2 separate regions of the Homo sapiens genome follow, and region 2 is linked to region 1. Evidence: chromatin loops called from intact Hi-C (ENCODE). Cell type or tissue: heart right ventricle. All regions are shown on one strand. Links, peaks and the distances in the headings refer to the core of each region. The heading gives the core; the rest is flanking DNA.

Region 1 (2,909 bases), core at 99-2,598:
AATATTTTCTTTTGGGCCGGGCGTGGTGGCTCACGCCTGTAATCCCAGCACTTTGGGAGGCCGAGGTGGGCAGATCACGAGGTCAGGAGATCGAGACCATCCTGGCTAACACAGTGAAACCCTGTCTCTACTAAAAATACATAAAATTAGCTGGGCATGGTGGTGGGCGCCTGTAGTCCCAGCTACTCGGGAGGCTGAGACAGGAGAATGGTGTGAACCCGGGAGGCGGAGCTTGCAGTGAGCTGAGGTCGCGCCACTGCACTCCAGCCTGGGCAAAAGAGCGAGACTCCATCTCAAAAAATATATATATTTTTTATTTTAAGTTCTGGGATACATGTGCAGGACATGCAGGTTTGTTACATAGGTAAACGTGTGCCATGGTGGTTTGCTGCCCCTATCAATCCATCACCTAGGTATTAAGCCCCGCATGCATTAGCTCTTTATCCTGATGCTCTCCCTCCCCACACCCACCCTGTTTCAGACACTTTTTTTTTTTGGAATCGGGGTCTTCCTTGTTGCCCAGGCTGGAGTGCAGAGGCACAATCATGACTCACTGCAGCCTTGAACTCCTGGGCTCAAGGGATCCTGCCACCTCAGCCTCCCAAAGTGTTGAGATTACAGGTATGAGCCACCGCACCCAGCGCTGTTTCACACACTTTTTTTTTTTTTTTTTGAGACGGAGTTTTGCTCTTGTTGCCCAGGCTGGAGTGCAATGGCATGACCTCAGCTCACTGCGAATTCTGCCTCCTGGGTTCAAGCGATTCTCCTGCCTCAGCCTCCAGAGTAGCTGGGATTACAGGCAGGCTCCACCACACCCAGCTAATTTTGTATTTTTAATAGACATGGGGTTTCTCCATGTTGGTCAGGCTGCTCTTGAACTCCTGACCTCAGGTGATCCGCCCGCCTCGGCCTCCCAAAGTGCTGGGATTACAGGCGTGAGCCACCACGCCCGGCCTCACACACTTTTTTATCTCTCCTCATTTCACGTATTCATTCACCAAACCTGGGCATCCCCACCCTGATCCAAGTCCTTGCAGTCTCTGGGGTGGGGGAGAATTGGGAGGAGTGGAACAGAAAAGAATGGGACAAGGGGGTCCTCTCTTCAGACAGTTCACCGACCGGCCCCAACCCCTATTTTCTGTCTGGGGAACACAGGCTCCACCTGCCTGCTGCCCAAGCCAAAGCCCTGGCATCCCTTCTTCCAACCAAGCACCAGGCCTGGTCATGTGTACCTCTTAAATCACTCTGATCTGAAATCACTCACCTCCTACCGTTGCCCTAGGTCAAGCCACAGAAGCCTGGCCTAGCCTCTCGGGGTACACATCCCACCCATCCTCCAGGAGTCCTCCGTAGGCACAGCCATCTTTAACAAACACACACTGGCCTTGCCATGTCCCACTGAAAAAGCCCGTAGGCCTTGGAGAGCCTGTCGTGCCCCTGCAAGGCAGCCCCTCTTTCCACACTGGACCAGGTGAAGTATGTGCTTCTAGGAGGCACCAACGGGTACTTCCCAGGTGCTCGTCTCCCCACGCAGGGGGCAGCATGGTGTCTAGAACACGGTGGCACTGGCTGGTGACACCTGGGCCAAGGCAACCCGTGGGATTTTTCTTCCCTACCGCGCTGAGTAACCATGTGGTGGCAGGCGAGGCCCCGCCGGGACTAAAGAGCCGGCAAGCGCGGGGCCCAGGCAGCAGCTGGTGTCGCCAAGGAAACCGCTCGCAGCGCCTCCCGGGGCCGGCCTTTTCACTTGGCCTTTTTGGCAGGCTTCCTCAGCCACCCTGAAACCCATTCATCCGGGTGCGCCGGGCCCTCGCCCCTGCCCCCACCCTGCCCTTCTGCCTCACTGGCCAGCTCTTCCCCCTCCCCCTCCCCCTCCCCTTCCTCTCCTCTCCTCTCTTCCCCGCTGCCCTCCCTGCTGCAGCCTTTGCCAAAGCTCAGGGAGGGGAAAGCTGGGCCAAGGAAGGACTCCGATTTTCAATTCTAAGCTGATTTCCCCTCTGCAGGCAGCAAGCCCTTTCATGCATTTTTTCCCTATTATCATAAACGCAGGAACTTGCATTAGGATGAATGAGCAGAAACTCCTGTCTTTGTCAAAGCCTTGGCAGAATGCCAGGCATAGAATGACCTAAAACACTCAGAGCTAAATGGAGCTGGAAAGGGGGTGGAGATCCCATGTCGGGTGAGAAATGGGAAGGGGGGAGTGTGGCCCTTGGCCTCTAATTATCATAATAAAGTGTTTGCCCTGTGCTCAGGCACTATGCTAAGCCCTTTGCACAGATTCTCGTTTAATCCGCACAAAATTCCTACGTCCTATTCATCCCCCCATTTTCATAGATGCCAAAACTGAAAATCAGAGGTGTCAAGGAACAGGCCCAACATCACACAGTAAATGAGTGATGGAGTGGGATTTGAACCTTTCAGACTCTGGAGCCTCAACTGATGTCAAGGTCACCTTCCCGAGCTGGTTCAGAGCTCCACAGCCAGTTCTCACCGCCTAGGCCCTCCAAATCCTTTCCCTACCCTCACCTCCCCTCACCCACAGCCTCCCTTCAACGGTGCTCCTGTAATTTCCATTTGTCAGTGTAATTTTGCAAAGCAGGCTTTTCCAAAAATCAGATATGGATAGGAGTCCCCGGGGCAGAGGGAAAGCGGGGCTCCCCAAGACCCAGCCAAGGCATCCTGTTTGTGCTGCCTGGTGGGCAGAGACCTTGATTTTAAACTTGCTTGTCACATGTCCAGCTACAGCACAGGCACTCCGGCACCGAGCCAGTGCTCAGCAATGTTGATCAGGTGCTGCCCTGAATCCACACTTCCTCTCTAGATCCATAGTCCACCCTCCTCCACCTTTTCCTTACCCTGACCTCTCAGGACTGTGCCACAGAGCGTTCTTACCCCTTGGCTTCGGGTTA
Region 2 (2,909 bases), core at 245-2,744, 76 kb after region 1:
ATTTTTAAATGTTGGCCACTTTGGCTCTGAGGGGAAAGGGAGTGAGAAGGATAGGAAACGAGGGTCAGAAGAAATGGAGGTAAAATGGAGATGAATGGAGCCTCGGCTCATCCAGAGGCCTGGGCTGAATCTCAGAAACCCACAAGAATCCTTACACGCCAGAGAGGAAAAGTGCTTCCTAGGCGTCCAATGTGGAAAGCTTCAGGGAAAGGAGAATCCAGCTGAGGGATCAGAGAAAGGCTGGTTAAGGCAACCAAACTAGCAGCTGAATGGGTCCCAGGAAAGGAAAAGTTCACATGGTTTAAAAAAAAAAAAAAGCCTCCATTTAACAAGTGGTCCCCGGCTATGATAAACTTTAATTAACTGCACTATCATAATTCACTTCTAGCCTGGGTTCCACCCCAACCTGCTCTCTCCCTCCCACTCCCTCCCTCCTCTCCCCAACGTCTCTAGTCAGGTTTCCTTAGTGAAACCAAACTGGCCTCCATGGCTGGATGCCTCATTATTACAGCTGCTGCTTCTACTGTTCATAATAGCACCCAGCAACAAGAAGGAAAGAAACGATGCTGTTCTCAGTGCTTAAAGACAGGCCCTCCTTTCCTACCTATGTGCACTAGTAATCAAGGGTCTTACAATCCTAAAAGTTCCTGAGCATAATACCATAGTGATGAAGAGACAGTTGCAGGCCGGCAGGAGCAGCTGTGCACAGAAACCGGTAACAGGGACAACTCCCAGCTGGAGCCACCAGACACAACTCATAAGGTCCACGCCCAGACAGGTGATCCACATGTCTAAATTCACATGCACTGTGCAATGCCGGAGGAGGGGTGGCTGCACCCACCGCTCCTTCCTTCAATGATAGTTAAATTATACCCGTGACACTGTATTCTCAGGCTGTTGAGCTTTACCAATTTTAAGAGTATGTGCCTTGGGAGCGGGAGTTGGGAGCATCTTAGAGGATCTTCCAGGCAAAACATGCTTGGTTTTTATTAATGAACTTACACAAAAAGCCAACCCAGACCTTTAAGTGCAATGTGTGATTGGTAGCCAGGCGAGGATGGGTTTTGGAATTAACTCTTCCTACAGTCTGCTATGCATTATCACCCCCAAGTTAATTACCCCTGCGGATGAAAATAGGTTTCATGACTCATAAGCACCAATACAACACTTGGCAGCAGATGAAAATGCAAGGACACATTTGCAGGAAGCTGACATGAATATCTATTTATATGTGGGGAGATTCTTAGAGGTGAGGCAGGCACCTCCCATGTACCAGGATTAAGAGGCTGCAGCAGATCCATCAATATTGCCACTTATCCACACCCACACACACACACGCGAGTGCGCGTGCACACAGAGTCCTGGTTTCCACCACTTCAGTGATGGCAGTGGCAAAGCAGGAAAAGAAACTAAAAGGGTGTTATTAACAAGTTCCGACACCAGCCCGGCCTCCACACCAGAGTTCTGGGCGAACCAGTGATTTGTTTCTCCCCAAACGTGCCTGTACCCATCCCCACCTCCCAGTCTTCCCACTCCTTTGATGGGAGTGGAGTGGGGGATCCAAGTTTCTTAATAGTCCTTCAGCCTTGGAGGGGACCAACAGGGCCCAGCTCGCCCCGCCCAGGAATGAGATGTGGCCAGGAATCAATTTGACTGGATTGCCGGGTTTTGTTTTGCTTCCTCCCTCCTGTTTTCTGCTCTTCTATTTGCCTCCCAGGAAAGTACAAGGTTCAGATCAGGTTTGTTTGCCTTCCCCTACCACTGGGAGGACTCCAGGCTGCTCTCAGCCCACGAGCAGGGGCTCTGCTCTAAAGGGCAGTAGTCTTCTCTCCGCTTCCCCGCCTCTCTGCACCTCACAAACGCCGCCAAAAGCTGATTAGATGAATAATTGCATTGCTTCACCAGCAGGAATGGATTTTTATTTGATGTTGGAAGTAAACCTTTGCTTCAGGAACTAAGTTTGGGGTTTCCCCCCCTCTTCCTCATCCTCAGAAACCCTCTCTAATCAACTAAGTCTTTAGAATTATTTCTGCCTTTAAAAATAATTATTTAAAATACAAGAAAGAAAACTTGTAATGAATGAGGTGAAAACTGGTTTTCCAAGGAACCAGCCTGAAGCTACTGCGGACTCTCCAAGGCTGAGTGTATGCATTTGCTCCCAGCTCTGTGGCAGTTTTGTTTTAAATATGCAGACTGATGTCTGTCATATCTAAGAAGCAAAGCATCCTAGCTTTTCTCCTAGACTTTTTCGCCCACTTGTCAAGTCACCAGCTGCACTGGGTGTCAGCCTATGTTCACCGCCACAGGGCGAGGCACCAGAAAGCATTCTTGACAATGCCATTTGCAGCTGGGCCCGCATCCGGGGGAAAATAGAGATGCTGAAGAGTAAACCGAAATCGCTTAGTCAGCAACTGTCGCCTCCCCAAGAGGTGAATTTAAATAGCCTGGTACCGAGGGGGAGGGGCAGCAAGGCAGCACAGGGCCTTTCCCACAGGCCAGCTCCCAGGGCTTTCAAAAGCACTAGGATTTTCGTTCTATACTGGAGGTAGGGAGGGTGTCGCCTACGTCGGAGTTGCATGGCCTTAGCCCTAGAAAGACAAAATTGCTGACTCAGCGCAGTTAATATCAATTGAATTTATTACAAGTTACTAAGCTCCAAGGCACATTACAGTGTTCTGTTAACTACAGAAATGTATAAAGGACAAACAGAGCAGATTCTCCATGTCTAGCATTTCGCTCTACTGTTCAAAAGCATCCGTGCATCAATAAAGCAAAAACAAAACAACACGTGTAGATCCAACACATTCAGGTCAGTAGAAACAAACCAAAACATTTTCCCCTCACAAACTTGCAACAAAATACACCCCATCCCCCCCGACACCCCCTTACCATTTTGCAAACAAAACAGA

The links. Peaks named below come from ENCODE experiments on the same cell type or tissue, not always from the same donor. Only the 100,000 strongest peaks of a DNase experiment are listed, where the experiment ranks them.
Region 2: it touches region 1 in a loop (4-fold over the local background); 83 of 110 quality-filtered maps call a loop at or near these places.

What each region holds. Positions count from the first base shown.
Region 1 is chr14:76,945,656-76,948,564 of GRCh38, forward strand. No RefSeq gene overlaps it. Among named protein-coding and RNA genes, the nearest start is that of LINC01629, 13 kb to the right of the region's middle. In heart right ventricle, for the core only: a CTCF peak has its summit at 1,640; a DNase peak (open chromatin) is centred at 1,736; H3K4me3 peaks cover 859 bases; H3K27ac peaks cover 1,899 bases.
Region 2 is chr14:77,021,924-77,024,832 of GRCh38, forward strand. It overlaps IRF2BPL (interferon regulatory factor 2 binding protein like), which reads right to left. Exons shown (of 1, transcript NM_024496.4): 1 at 2,620-2,909. Among named protein-coding and RNA genes, the nearest start is that of IRF2BPL, 5.3 kb to the right of the region's middle. RefSeq lists an enhancer at 1,623-1,917 and a silencer at 2,124-2,349. In heart right ventricle, for the core only: a CTCF peak has its summit at 1,786; no DNase peak of the experiment used is centred there; H3K4me3 peaks cover 1,630 bases; H3K27ac peaks cover 2,500 bases.